Linked DNA regions of Homo sapiens: region 1 is linked to region 2. Evidence: chromatin loops called from intact Hi-C (ENCODE). Cell type or tissue: PC-9. All regions are shown on one strand. Each heading gives the region's core, and the rest is flanking DNA. Links, peaks and the distances in the headings are about the cores only.

Region 1 (6,208 bases), core at 1-5,000, 240 kb before region 2:
CTCATCCTACTAAAAACCAGTCTACCAAAAAATGCCACCATGAACCTTTTCACACCTGTAACTTTATATACGTGTGTGTGTGTACATATCATATATATCTCATACGGGGCTGAGGGCTCAGGCACTGCCCCTTGGTGCAGCCGTGGGTGGGGGGCCTCAAGGACTGTGTGGGAGTCCCCGGGGTCTGTGAGGCCCGCAGGAGGCAAGGAGAGGCCGAGACCCCCAGGGAGCGCCCAGGCCTGAACCCCTCCTGCGCCGCTGACCCTGCAGATGCTGCCGTGGGCGGCGACCGCACAGACATCCCCTCTGCTATTGCTGCGGGACCGGCAAGGACGCCGGACCGACACGGCCTCCCCATCCCTGGGTCCACCCCGACTCCCATGGTGGGGAGCGGCCGGCTTGGAGCCCCTGTGGGACGGAGTGGAGGTGGAGCAAGTGCCCGGAGCTCTCGGCCATCATGTGCGAATGTTTTGCTCCGTGCTGACGCCTCCCTCGGCACCGTCCTGTCTGTGTTGTGGACTGGGCAGCTCTCACGGGGTTGGGCGCTTCTGCCCCCGGGGGACGCTGGCCGGCATCTGGAGACGTCTGTGATCTCCGCTGGTGTTGCCGCAGGCATCTGGCTGGTGGAGCCCGGGGAGGCCGCCCAGGACCCTGCGACCCGCAGGACCGCCCCGCCGCGGAGGACGGCCAGCCCCGAACCCCCAGCGCCCGGGGCACCCCTGCCTGCCTGCCCTGGGCGGATCCCCGGGGCCGCGCGGTTCGGGCCGCGCTCCTGCCCGCTGGGGTCTCCCGCCGTCCTCGCCGTCACCACCGGGTGGAGCCACAGGTCCGTGTGATCGTCCCCGTGACCCCGGGTTCCGGAAGGATCCTCACCCAACGCTGGCCCAGCCCGGCTCCCAGGACCCTTCACAATCCTAAAACCATTCGGGCTTTTGTTTACGTGGGCGGCCGCTGTGGACATTCACTCTACCAGAAACAGAGCATTTAAAAATGTTCACCTTTTCACGTAAAAATAGCAATAAATCCATTGCACGTGAACATAGCATTTTAAGGAAAAGCAACTGTTTCCCCATAAAAAAAAAATGTAGTGGGAAGAAAAAGAAGGCGTGACTTTGTGCTGGATTCTCATGTCTGCGTCTGCTTGCAAGCCGGTGGCCTCCGGAACATTCCGCCCCACACTTTCAGGAGAGTGGGAAGGAGGCCGGGCGCAGCGGCTCAGGCCTGTAATCCCAGCACCTGGGGAGGCCGAGGTGGGCTGATCACCTCAGGGCGGGAGTTTGAGACCACCCTGGGCAACATGGTGAAACCCCATGTCTACTAAAATGCAAAAATGTAGCCAGGCGTGGTGGCGGACGCCTGTAATCCGAGCTACTCCGGAGGCTGAGGCACCAGAATCACTTGAGCCCTGGAGGTGGAGGTTGCATGGAGCCGAGACTATGCCATATGCCATCGCACTCCAGCCTGGGCAACAGAGCGAGACACAGTCTCAAAAAAAAAATAATAAGAATGGGAAGGAAACCGTTCTTAGAAGTGTCAGGAAAACAGGTTTGACCTCGGGGACCCTGGAAGCTTTCTGGGTCCCCTTTGAGAAGCATGGTCTGGACACAGCCGCCAGATGCCTGTTGTGGGGTCTTTACCAACGTTGCTTTGCTTCATTCATTCAGAGATGGAGTCTTGCTCTGTTGCCCAGGCTGGAGTACAGTGTGGCACAATCTCGGCTCACTGCAACCTTCGCCTCCCGGGTTCAAGCGATTCTCCTGCCTCAGCCTCCCGAGTAGCTGGGATTACAGGCGTCCGGCACCACGCCGGGCTAATTTTTTGTATCTGTAGTAGAGATGGGGTTTCACCATGTTGGCCAGGCTGGTCTTGAATTCCTGATCTCAAGTGATCCACCTGCCTTGGCCTCCCAGAGTGCTGGGATTACAGGCGTGAGCCACCATGCCTGGCCATGCTTTGCTGCTTTTAAATCTTTTTGTTGAAGACGAGGATCAGACATATGTTATTACAGTTTTCAGAGTAGAAACCAGCTTGAGAAAATCCTATTTATAACCACAGTCACTCTGGGAGGTGAGACTCCTCAGTCCAGAGTCACTGAGGTCCGAATTGTTGGGGAATTACTCACAGAAACCCCAGAAGCAGCTGAGGAGAAGTGGGGCCGAGATGGGGGCCCGCGAGTACAGCCAGGCTGTGCAGAAACTCGGAGTGTGGCACGTGGGCTGCTGGGGCTCAGCCAGGCCCGTCTCTTCTCTTTTGAGGTTGGTGGAAATGCTGGGCTGATGTCATTATGGGTGAATCGTGCTACCTTAAAAAGTTTTTTTTGAGACAAAGTCTTGCTCTGTCACCCAGGCTGGAGTGCAGTGGTGTGATCTCGGCTCACTGCAACCTCTGCCTCCTGGGTTCAAGCAATTCTTCTGCCTCAGCCTCCCGAGTAGCTGGGATTACAGGCGCCTGCCAGCACGCTCGCCTAATTTTTGTATTTTTAGTAGAGATGGGGTTTCACCATGTTGGCCAGACTGGTATTGAACTCCTGACCTCAAGTAATCCATCTGCCTCAGCCTCTGGAAGTGCTGGGATTACAGGTGTGAGTCACCACACCCAGCCAAAAAATGTATTTTTTTGAGACAGGGCCTCCCTTAGTCACCCAGGCCAGAGTGCACTGGCGCCATCCTAGCTCACTGCAGCCTTGACCTCTCCTGGGCTCTAGTGATCCTCCTGCCCCAGTCTCCTGAGACCACAGGTGGGTACCACCGTGCCTGGCTAATTTTTTAATGTTTTTTTTTTTTTTTTTTGATAGAGACGAGGGCTCAGTATGTTGCCTAGGGTGGTCTTAAACTTCTGGTCTCAAGCGATCCTCCTGCCTTGGCCTCGCAAAGTGCTGGGATGACAGGAATCTTAGTACTTTAAACAAATAACAGGTTTTCTTTTGGGCAGCTGTGGGTTTTCTGAAACACTGAGGAGACAGAGCCGAGCCCCCATCTGTGCCCTCCCCGCAGGGTCCCGTGGAGGTGACACCCCACACTGGCGTGAACCAGGATCGACGCAGTTTACCGGAGTCCTCGGCCTTCACCGAGGGGCCTTTCCCCATCCTGGGACAGTTCCCGTCTGGCTGCCTGAGCACCCCTGGGCTGTGAACCCCCCTGGGCTGTGGCCATTTCTTGGACTTCCCTTGGTTTTGGTGGTCTGGGCGGTTTTGAGGAGGAAGGTCGGGATTTCCTAGAAGGTCCCTCAACCGGGGCTTACCATACTTTTCTCGAGGCTAGAAGGGACCTGTCACCTTCCCTGTAGGCACCCGTGTCCCTCCCCTGGCACTGGGAGGAGGTGAGGGGAACCCCAGAGAAGAGGTCACGTAGGGTCAGGCCTGGAAGCCAACAAGGCACGGGGCCAGGGGAGGCCTGGTGCCCTTGGGAGGTGCAGGGGTCCCGGGAGAGAGCTGAGCACCAGGAGGGGTGCAGAAGGCTGCCCCCTCCACACCTGCTGTGCCCCATTTGTTGTGGGTGGGGGCAGGGGTCTACCCAGCGGGAACACGTGGGGCAGCCCCCCTCCCCTGGCCTGGGGCCTCCTCAGCAGGGAGCAGAGGCTGTGCTTTCTTTTTTTTTTTTTTTTTTTTTTGAGACGGAGTCTCGCTCTGTCACCCAGGCTGGAGTGCAGTGGTGCGATCTCCTCTCACTGCAAGCTCCGCCTCCCAGGTTCACGCCATTCTCCTGCCTCAGCCTCCCGAGTAGCTGGGACTACAGGCGCCCACCACCACGCCCGGCTAATTTTTTGTATATTTATTAGAGATGAGGTTTCACCGTGTCAGCCAGGATGGTCTCAGTCTCCTGACCTCGTGATCCTCCCGCCTCGGGCTCCCATAGTGCTGGGATTACAGGCGTGAGCCACAGGGCCCGGCCCGAGGCTCTGCTTTCGTGGGGGGCTCTGGGTCTCTGGTGGCTGGACTCGGCGGAGGGTCCAGGTGTCCTCTTGGCTTCTCTGCACAGGCCTCAGCCCACATCAGGCACCCCCTGCCCCGCAGCAGAGCTCGCCCCTCCAGGCAGTCTCACGGGAATGCACGTTCAGGCCGCCTTTCCCCGGAACCCGCAGCGGCCTTTCTGGAGGCTGCTTCTTGGTGACTGGGGGCTCCTTGGAGCCGTCCCCAGCCTCAAGCGGCTGCATTGCAGCTCAGGGACCCCGAAGGGAGGACCACGTTCTGCCGCTGAAGACTCGGAGTCGCCTGGCAAGACGGAGCGAGAAGGGGAGGGTGGCTGGCATGGGGACTCTGTCTGCTGCCTCGCACCGCACCTTGGAGGACGCTCCGGCCAAGGCTGGGAGGGGCGAGTGCGGCTGCAGGCGCGCGGTGGCGAGGGAGGGTGAGGATCTGACCGGGAGGCGAGGAGGGAGGCTCTGGCAAGACGCAACGCTTTGGCGCCACTGCCGGCCATCCCCTTGCCACCCACCATCGCCCGCCAGGCCCTCACACCTACCTGGTCCTGGCGACAGCCGGTGTGTGAAAAGCCTGTTTCCTCCCCTAGAAAAAGCACGTTTGGCTCCGCTCTCCACTGACACGTTTTTAGCTGAGTGACGATGGAAGCCGCTGGCTTTTAACAGACGGTCTTAACGAGCCTCTGCTCCCCGGCGACCAGCAGACGCGGGCTGACCCACGGTTTTACACACCACGTCTGCGTGGCGGCGGCCGGGCGGCCCCACGGGGCCCGGGCAGGAGGTGACGGCAGCGTTTCTCGCCGCCTTTGCTCAGCGCGCCTCTCATCCCCTCTCTCCTGTCGACTCGCGGCTTCCTGCAGACCCTCGGCCTGTCTGCGGCCCCTCGCCCGCAGCCTCCCCAGCAGCCGAGGTTTCCTATAGCATTAAAAGCAGGAAAGAACCAGCCCTGCTCCCCAGGAACTGAACTTCTGTGGCTCATCTTCAGAGAAGCCACTGTTGAGTGGGGCTCCTCGGGGGTGCTCCAGCTGCGGGTGAGTGACATGAGCCAGACCTCCCCGTTTTTTTTTTTTTTTTTTTTTTTTGAGACTGTTTCGCTTTTTTATCCCAGGCTGGAGTGCAGTGGCGTGATCTCGGCTCACTGCAACCTCTGCCTCCCGAGTTCAAGTGATTCTCCTGCCTCAGCCTCCTGAGTGGCTGGGACTACAGGCGCCTGCCCCACACCCGGCTAATTTTGTATTTTAAGTGGAGATGGGGTTTCACCATGCTGCCCAGGCTAGTCTCAAACTCCTGAGCTCATGCCCTCCTTGGCCTCCCAAAGTGCTAGGATTATAGGTGTGAGCCACTGCCCCCGGACTGAGACTTTCCCATCTTAACGCCCACTTGCCCCGTCCTTCCGCCCCCACGGTGCCTGGGGGAGCCTTCTCTGTGCAGGACACAGGCCAAAGCAGAAGGAGGCAGGAGGAAGGAAAGCAAGGCAGTCCTTGCTGACTGGGCACCCACGAGCCTGCTGTGTCTGAATGCTGGCTCACCTAGAGTTGGGGGGCTCAGGGACAGGACTAATTCTGGAACCAGACTGCCTGGGTTCACACTCTGGTGGTGTTACCTTCTGCCTACGTGGTTTTAACCTCTCTGTGCTCTGGTTTCATCAGTTGTGAATTGGGGCTAATGGTTCCTACCTAACAGGTGTGAGGATTAGATAAATGGATACATGGAGAGGGCAAGTGGTCAGTGCCATGTAAGTGTCAGCCAAAGATGATGGTGACAATGGTGGTGAAGACTGTAGTGATGGTGATGATGACGGTGAACTGTAGTGATGGTGATGATGATGGTGAAGACTGTAGTGATGGTGATGATGGTGAAGACTGTAGTGATGATGGTGAAGACTAGTGATGGTGATGATGGTGAAGACTAGTGATGGTGATGATGGTGAAGACTGTAGTGATGGTGATGATGATGGTGAAGACTATAGTGATGGTGATGATGGTAGTAAAGACTGTAGTGATGGTGGTGATGATGATGGCCCTCACCATCTTGGCTGTACCACGTCCAGTTTGCTGTCAGGACACAGCCTGAGGATGCCAGACCTCCATGTTGCAGAACCACCTGACTTTTACTATGGAATACACGTGGACTGTGAAGTAATAATATTCCTTTTCACCTCCCTAGAGTCATTTCCATTAAATCAGAAAATAGGCGTTGAGAAAGGGATGTACTAGTGGGTCCCACTTAAAAAAGAGCAAGTTGAGTGTGAACTCAAGCAACAAAGCTCAACTTAGAGGATTCCTGTTAA
Region 2 (7,471 bases), core at 1,261-6,260:
TCGCAGACTCAGATGTAGGAGGTTTGGTGGGGCCACTGATTCACGTCTGGCCCGGGGCTCTGTCCCTGGGGTCGGGAGGGGACCAGGCTGGGGAAGTTGGGGAGGGGGTTTCTCCCTTCTCTTTCCCAGCTGCCAGGCCGTCAGTGGGAGACACAGGTCTTGGGGACCAGGCCCTGCAACCCCTTCTGATCCCGACGTCTGAGACTGGCCTGGTGCTGGCTCTGAGGCCCCTGTGCAACCTCAGCTCGGGCTGGCTGCGGAGGACCTTTGAGGGTTTCCCGGCAAGGCCTTCTCCCTCTCAGCTGGCCATGGCACATAGGACCCCACTCCTCCGTATGCCCAGGGCAGGCATCGCTAATCGAGCCCTGCACTCCCTCCAACCCTTTGCATCAGGGCCCACCAGGCCCACCCACTTCTGTGCCCAGACCACCTGGCCGATGGGCGGCCCTGCCCCAGGAGGAACAGGGGTCTTCCTGCTTCCCCAGAGCTCCCGCTCTGGGTCCTGCATCCACGTCTCGGATGTGCCGCCCTCCCCACACCTGGGAGCCACGCCGACCCCCTCTGCGCTTTCCTGGGGAGACACCTCTCTGCACCAGAGATCGGCCCCCCGGGGTCTGGGCGTGGGGGCGGGGATTTGGATGTTGGGGGTGCAGAGGCCATGGCCTCGTCATCTTCTCTGACTCTGCCATGAGAGCATGACCAGGGCCTGTTGGCCCCCTGGGCCCTGACGTCCCCGGGCCCGGCACCTCCCTGGAAGCCCTACCCATTCTCCTCTTTTCCTTTTCTCACAAGGACCCTTTCACCGTAATCCTGCATGACCTCATCTTAGCTGATTAAATTTGCAAAAATGGCCAGGCTCGGTGGCTCATGCCTGTAATCCCAGCACTTTGGGAGGCTGAGGCAGGCAGATCACCTGAGGTCAGGAGTTCAAGACCAGCCCGGCCAACATGGCGAAACCCTGTCTCTACTAAAAATACAAAAAATAGCCGGGCGTGGTGGCAGGCGCCTATAATCCCAGCTACTCAGGAGGCTGAGGCAGGAGAATCAGTTGAACCTGGGAGGCGGAGGTTGCAATGAGCTGAGATAACGCCATTGCACTCCAGCCAGGGCAACAGAGTAAGACTCCATCTCAATAAATAAATAAATAAATTTGCAAAGATGCCATCTCCGTGTAAGGTCACACGCTGAGGTTCTGGGTGGATATGAATCTGGGGGACACCGTTCAGCCCAGGACAGGAACCAACTGTAGCAGGGCAGCTGTCCCGGGCACACAGTCTGACTGGCACTTACCCCTGGCAGGTCCCCCGGAGCCTGGCCCCTCCACCATGGGGCGGGGGCTCCAGTTACTTCCCTGGGGGAGTCCCTAACCTGAGGTCTCCTGTGCCGGGGTCTAGTCAGGGTGGGGGCTGCACCCCATCCCTGGAGCAGGTATGCTGGGCCCTGATAGCAAGCTGGGGAGGGTTCCAGGGCCAGAGGAGGACTCAGGGGCTGAAGGCAGTGATGGGTCCAGCAGGCAGCAGGGAGGGCAGGGCAGGGGAGGGGTGTCAAGGCCCATAAGCGAGAGGAGGCAGGAGGGAGGACATGGTACCCACAGCTGTGGTGGAGGAGGGAGGGTGTCCACAAGGTGGGTCCCCAGTTTGGAGTCTCAGGCACCCTCCGCTGTGGCCACCGACTGCTGGGGAATTGATCAGCCTCATAGCATGGCATGGAGTTGGGCCAGGCAGGGCTGGATGCCCGCCAGGGGCACTGCAGGTGGGCTACCAGGGGCTGGCCTGGGGTTCAGCTGTCACCCAGCTGACACGGGATCACCAATGGCTGCCATGGCTCAGGCATCCCTCTCCTGCCACGCTGGGGACACTGTGACACAGGCTCTCAGGTCAGTGAGGACAGTGTGGGTGTCGGAGCCTGGAGGGAGGGGAGTGGCATCGGGGAGGCCCCCGCCGAGCCTGGACAGTGGGGCAGGTGGAAGGGTGTGTGCCCGGCCGTGCACTTTGGGTCTGGTGAGCGTGGCTGAGGGGCACAGCTGCTCTTGGTCGGGGCTGCAGTGAGTGCTCAGCCCACTTGGCCACAGGCTGGCCACCAGGGACTTGGCGTCTGCTACCCACAGGACTGAGGACTCCAACAGCAGTCCCAGCCCAGGCCCCGAAAAGTTGAGCAGAGAAGGGCAGGAGGCCCCCGTATCCCTGGGACCCATCCTTGGCAGGCTGGGTTGGGCTGTGGGGGACACACCTGCTCTGGGGGATGTGGGAGGGGGGCGCTTCCGGGCCTGCAGCTGTTGGCCCCGAGGACAGACGCAGCCTCCTCAGCAACAGCTGGGCCGGAGGCTCGGGAGCCAAGAGAGACCAGAGCCCAGGCCAGCCCGGCCCCCACCAGGGATCAGTTACCTCGGCTACAGATGCCAGCAGGGGGGACTTTCAGGGGGTGGGCACCAGGCTGGGGTGGGCAGCTGGGGTGGGCCGGGGCTGCAGTGCTCTCCCACCCAGCCTTGGGCACAGGACGAGCCAGCCCCCACCTCTGTCCACTCAGCACTCCGCAGGGGCTGCTGTCTTGCTGAGTGCAGGACGCTGACCCCAGGATGTCACCATCTGATGCTGCCCAGGCTCTCCCCTCAGAATACCTGCTTAGTGACCACAGCCACCCCAGCCCCTCCCACTGACCCCAGGCAGAGCAAGGGGCCCCACCTGCACCCAGCAGGTGCAGACTGGGCAGGGCAGGGTCCCAGGAGGGTGCATGCTTGGGGAGCCCCCGCACGCAGACAGTGGGGGGCCAGGGAGGAGCCACGTGCTGGGCACAAGGCAGTTTCCGCAGGCCCCTTGCTGGGTCTGTCTCAGCACGGAGGGACCGGCAGCACACAGTAGGTGCTCAGCAAATGCCGGGGGGCGGGGATAAGCGAGCACCCACGGGGGGAAGCACTGGCTGCGGTTTCGCCACCTGCCTTGGCAGCACCCCCACCTAGGCCCTGGATGGGCGGCGACCACCGCCTCTCTGCTCCTGGGGCTCTGACTCCCAGCATCCGGCAGCCGGGGACCCGGCCTCCCCCAAGGCCTGGGAGCAGCCAAGTGGCCAGGTATCAAGTGGCAAACTCAGGCCAGGGTTGGGTGACGGCTTGGAGGGCCCCTGTGGCAGCTGAGCCCCGCTCCTCCTGGTCCTGCCCACCCTCCTGGTGCTGCCCACCCTCCTGGCCTGCACACCCTCCTGGCCTGCACACCCTCCTGGCCTGCACACCCTCCTGGCCTACCCAGGCTGCCACTGGCCCGAGGGTCCCAGTGAGGATGAGCCGGAGATGGACACTGAGGGGGTTGACGGGCCTGGGGCAGGCTGGCCGGGGCAGGGGGGCTGGGCCTGTCCAGCGGCCGCCTGCCCTCAGAAGAATGACACCCTGCTTTCTCCCCTGCCCGAGGAGGTGGGGTGAGGGTCAGACCCCAGCACCCATGTCTCTGTTTTTCTTTCTCCTGAAAAGCCTACAGACTCTCATCTGAATTGCTCCAGCAGAGCCCAGGCGGGGTACCACCCCCACCCACACACACAAAGGGCTGAGACAGTGCAGCCTGGCGTGTGAGCAGCCCTGGTGTCTCCAGGCTGGGGTGCTGTCCGCCTGCCCACCTGGCCACGGTCCCCAACAGCCGGTTCAGCAAAGGACAGGCAGACCCTACGGGCCAAGGATGCGCTGGCCTGGCCGGTGCGGGGCCAGGCGGGCAGCTTGCCAGGATTTGGGGATTTTGAGCCAGCTGCTGCAGCAGGTGTGGCCGGCCCAGCCAGGCAAGTCCTGCTGCCGGGAGGGTCGCCCACCAGCTGCTGGAGGGTGTGGGGCGGCCGGGCTGGCCACTCGCCGGCAGCAAAGCCAGCAGAGAGTGGGTGGGGCTGGGGGAGGCGGGAGGGTCCCAGTCCCACCCCCAGGGTCCAGCTTCCCTGGGCCCTGCAGCCAGGCCAGGAAGGTCAGCTGGGCTGGTTCTGGGCCCTAGGTCTTAGCCTGGAAACCAGGGGTTTCAATCTTGGCATGAGAAAGCCCTCGCCACAGGGCAGGAGGAGCCCCACATAGAACCCCCAACCCCTGTCCTCGGGCCTGAGCCTGGCAGGACTGGACGCCGGACACCGGCGCTGCTGGGAGCCTTGAGAACTGCACGTGTGCCCCCCAGTGGCCAGCGCCGGCCGTGCTCCGCCTGATTCTTCAGGCCCTGATGCGGGGTCCTGGGGCTCAGGGAGCCGAGGCCCGGGGTGGGGGCTGCACGGTGGTGTGGTCCTCTCAGATTGCAGGATCAGAGGGCAGTTCTGAAAGTCTCCTTGGTCAGGGAGCTGGTTTGCAGAGCTGAAGGGGAGGAGGGGGCCAGGAGGTTGCTTGCGGCCGTGGTCCTGAAAATCAGGCCCTGCCAAGGGTCTCTGAGGGCCAGCTGGGGAGGGAAGGGCACACAGTGTGTTCAGAGCAGGACCCCAGGGCGCTCGGGCTCAGCGCTTCTGGGGACAAAGGGAGATGGAGCAGAGGGGCCTCAGGGAGGCCCGCCCCGTGGTGGTATAAGAGCCACTGCGAACACCCTGCTTTGGTGAGGCTGCGCCCCAGGTGTTAACAGCCACACCCCAGCACACCAGGTGCAAGCCACTCTCCATAGGCCCCAGCCTGTTGCAGGAACCCTAAGCTCCAGGCCGGGAAGGAATGGGCAGGGCTGCCGTAGGGACTGTGGTCTTGCAGGACGAGGGTTTGTCAGGGGTGCTCAGGGGACAGCGGGCCGGGACGTGCTGGGGCTGCTGTAGGGACTGTGGCCTTGTGGGGTGAGGGTTGGTTGGGGTGCTGGGGCTGCTTTTGGGTGGCCAGGCCCTACCTGAGAGCCCGGCCATGGGACCCAAGGTCAGAGGGTGGCCGAGCTGAGGGTTGCCTGCTTTGGGGGGGTCCCTGGCCCCAAACCCATCTACCTGGGGGGCGGCACTGAGGCAGGTCCCCAAGGGCAGAAAGGGGAGTGACCTGGTAAAGGCAGCCCTGTGTTGCCCCTCCTCTCCCGTCCATGCCACGCACACCCCAATGAAACAAGAAATTTTCCTTGACCCCTTTGTGGGCCTGGTGACAGCGGTATCTTGCTTAGCCCAGAGCTCTCAACCCCTCGAGGCAGCAGGAGCACGCAGGTGGGCGGGTGCAGGAGCTGGAGTGAACACTTCTGGGCACAGCAGGAGCAGAACTCCGTGCAGTCCTGTGGCAGTGTCTAGGGCAGTGCCTGTGACCCGTGAAGCCTCAGAGGGTGTGTGTTACAGTGCTTTTAGCTTTGCTGTCCAAGGATGTCTGGAGTGTTTAACAGCTCAGTGGACCCTCTGCCTTTTCTCGAGGGCAGAGGGTCAGTGTGACAGCTTTCTGTATCCCAAGCTCTTGTCCAGCATCCAGGAAATATCAGGTTGCATGAAGAAATTGAAGGATAGTAAATGCAAGGGATTTTATGGCCGATGGAGGGAGGGGGACCTGGAAAGGGGGGTGGAGGGGGAAGGTGATGGAAGAGGCTCTCAGAGGGAGGGAGAGCTGGAGAGGGGGTGGAGGGGGAAGGTGATGGAAGAGGCTCTCAGAGGGAGGGGGAGCTGGAGAGGGGGTGGAGGGGGAAGGTGATGGAAGAGGCTGTCAGAGGGAGGGGAGCTGGAGAGGGGGTGGAGGGGGAAGGTGATGGACGAGGCTCTCACAGGGAGCGGGAGCTGGAGAGGGGGTGGAGGGGGAAGGTGGTGGAAGAGGCTCTCAGTGGGAGGGGGAGCTGGAGAGGGGGTGGAGGGGGAAGGTGATAGTCCCCTGAAGTCCTGCCGTCTCTACCAGACTCTTCTCCAAAGTCCTGCTGTCCAGCTGTCCCTCTGAGGTCACGCTGCTCCTCTCTGATGTCAAACTGCCATCTCCGATGGCCAGCTGCTTCTCCTCTCCTTGCCTGCTCTGTTCTCTGCCAATAAGGTCAGGAGTTTTTATGGGTACAGGATGGGGGTGGGGCGAGGCAGTGGTGGTTTTGGAAAAGGCAGCATTGGAGCAGGGAAACTGGAATGCGTGTTCTCACTCAGGGCTATGCTTCCAGGCTTGAGGGTGGGGTTCCTCAGGAACCCCATCTTTTTCTACCTAGAATTTCTGTCTCCTGTCCCTATCACTGAGGGCCCGTGAGGCTGACAGTACCCATCCCCAAAGAAGGATTGGCCTGGGCAGGGCTGTCAGGAGCACCAGGGCAGGGCCTGCCAATCCAGAGGTCCCCGAGGAACAGATTCAGGCCTGGGAACGGGCCCACGGCAGGGCTTTCCTGGAAATGCCTGGCAGAGTGGGCAGGGGACGTCATTGTGACCCCGTATTGCCGGGGACACCAGGCTCAGAGGGGCTGACTGACCAGCCAAGGCCGCACAACAGAGCTGCTGGGAGCGGGTCCCTGCCAGGCCGTGGGACACAGGGACCCCGGCTCTCGCTGCCTCTGCCCCAGCCCCAGTTCAGGACCCACTGTGGCTGTCACTGAGCTCCAGCCTCAGAGCCGCCCACCAAGCCCGACCTCACGCAGGGCCCACTGTGCCCACCAGAGGGCGCCAGAAGCCGGCGGTCCCGACACCGCGGTTCAAACGCAGGGACCGTCCGGTGGGGGCTGCTGCAACCCCCCCCCCGGCGTGTCCAGGCCCCTCCTCGAGGGTCCCCAGGGTCGGGGCCTGGTCGGGGAGAGAACCAGGTGTGGTGGAGCTGGGGAGTCCGGCGCTGGGCAGTGGGCGGCCTGTGCCTGGGGACCCCGGTGTCACCCGCCAGGTGGCAGGGAGGCTGGTCCCCTCCAGGAGCCCCCACTTTCTGAGGTGGCCCTAAGCCCCTGCTGCTGTCCCTTCTGCCCCACGCCCCATCCCCCTGTTTAATTCCCCCGACAGGGTCCGGGCAGGGACGAAGCAGGGTCCCCCCACCCTGGAGCTGGGAGGAGGGGGGTGGGGGCGTCACCAAGCATGGGGTCCAGGCAGATTCAGTTCATGGGGGACATGGGGGTCCCAGGGTGAGGACCCCTGGGGGGCTGGTCGGGGGGCGCTCAGAGCCCACGGAGAGCGGCCTGGTGGGGGAGGCCTTGCCAGCAGACCCTCCCTTCCCCCACCCGGAGTCCCGGCTCCCATCAGCCCCCACTTCCTGCTCAGTGTCCGGCCTCTGCCTGCCCCTGGTCAATGCTGCCATTTGTCTCTTCAGCCAAAGATCCCATGTCCACGTGACATGATCATGACAGGAGCTGTGGGGGGTCCCAGGGAGGCCGGCGCTGGGCTTGAACTTGCCCCGTGAAGGCCCCGAGCCCCCGGCTGCCGCATCCTGACTGCTTCGTGTGAAGGGAAGGGAGTCACAGCCACGCCACAAGAGAAGGGGCTGCTGCCTCCCCAACCCCCGCCCTCCCGTCTGCCCCAACCTGCCTGGGACCCCCCAGAGTCGGCTGGGGGCCTCAGCCCAGTCACCCAAGCTGCATCCTGCCCCAGGAAACCCCCACGGGCCCTGACCAGTGCCCACCAGGGTCCCCAGGACATT

What was found. Hi-C counts contacts between places; a loop is a spot of excess contacts. Peaks named below come from ENCODE experiments on the same cell type or tissue, not always from the same donor. Only the 100,000 strongest peaks of a DNase experiment are listed, where the experiment ranks them.
Region 1: a loop joins it to region 2, with 16 times the contacts of the local background. A loop is called at or near these places in 86 of 110 quality-filtered maps.

What each region holds. Positions count from the first base shown.
Region 1 is chr16:813,026-819,233 of GRCh38, forward strand. No RefSeq gene overlaps it. Among named protein-coding and RNA genes, the nearest start is that of GNG13, 15 kb to the left of the region's middle. RefSeq lists a silencer at 697-776 and an enhancer at 4,115-4,615. In PC-9, for the core only: no CTCF peak of the experiment used is centred there; a DNase peak (open chromatin) is centred at 2,606.
Region 2 is chr16:1,051,143-1,058,613 of GRCh38, forward strand. No RefSeq gene overlaps it. Among named protein-coding and RNA genes, the nearest start is that of SSTR5, 18 kb to the right of the region's middle. RefSeq lists a silencer at 6,421-6,600. In PC-9, for the core only: CTCF peaks have their summits at 4,146 (motif pointing left) and 4,346; no DNase peak of the experiment used is centred there; H3K27me3 peaks cover 2,400 bases.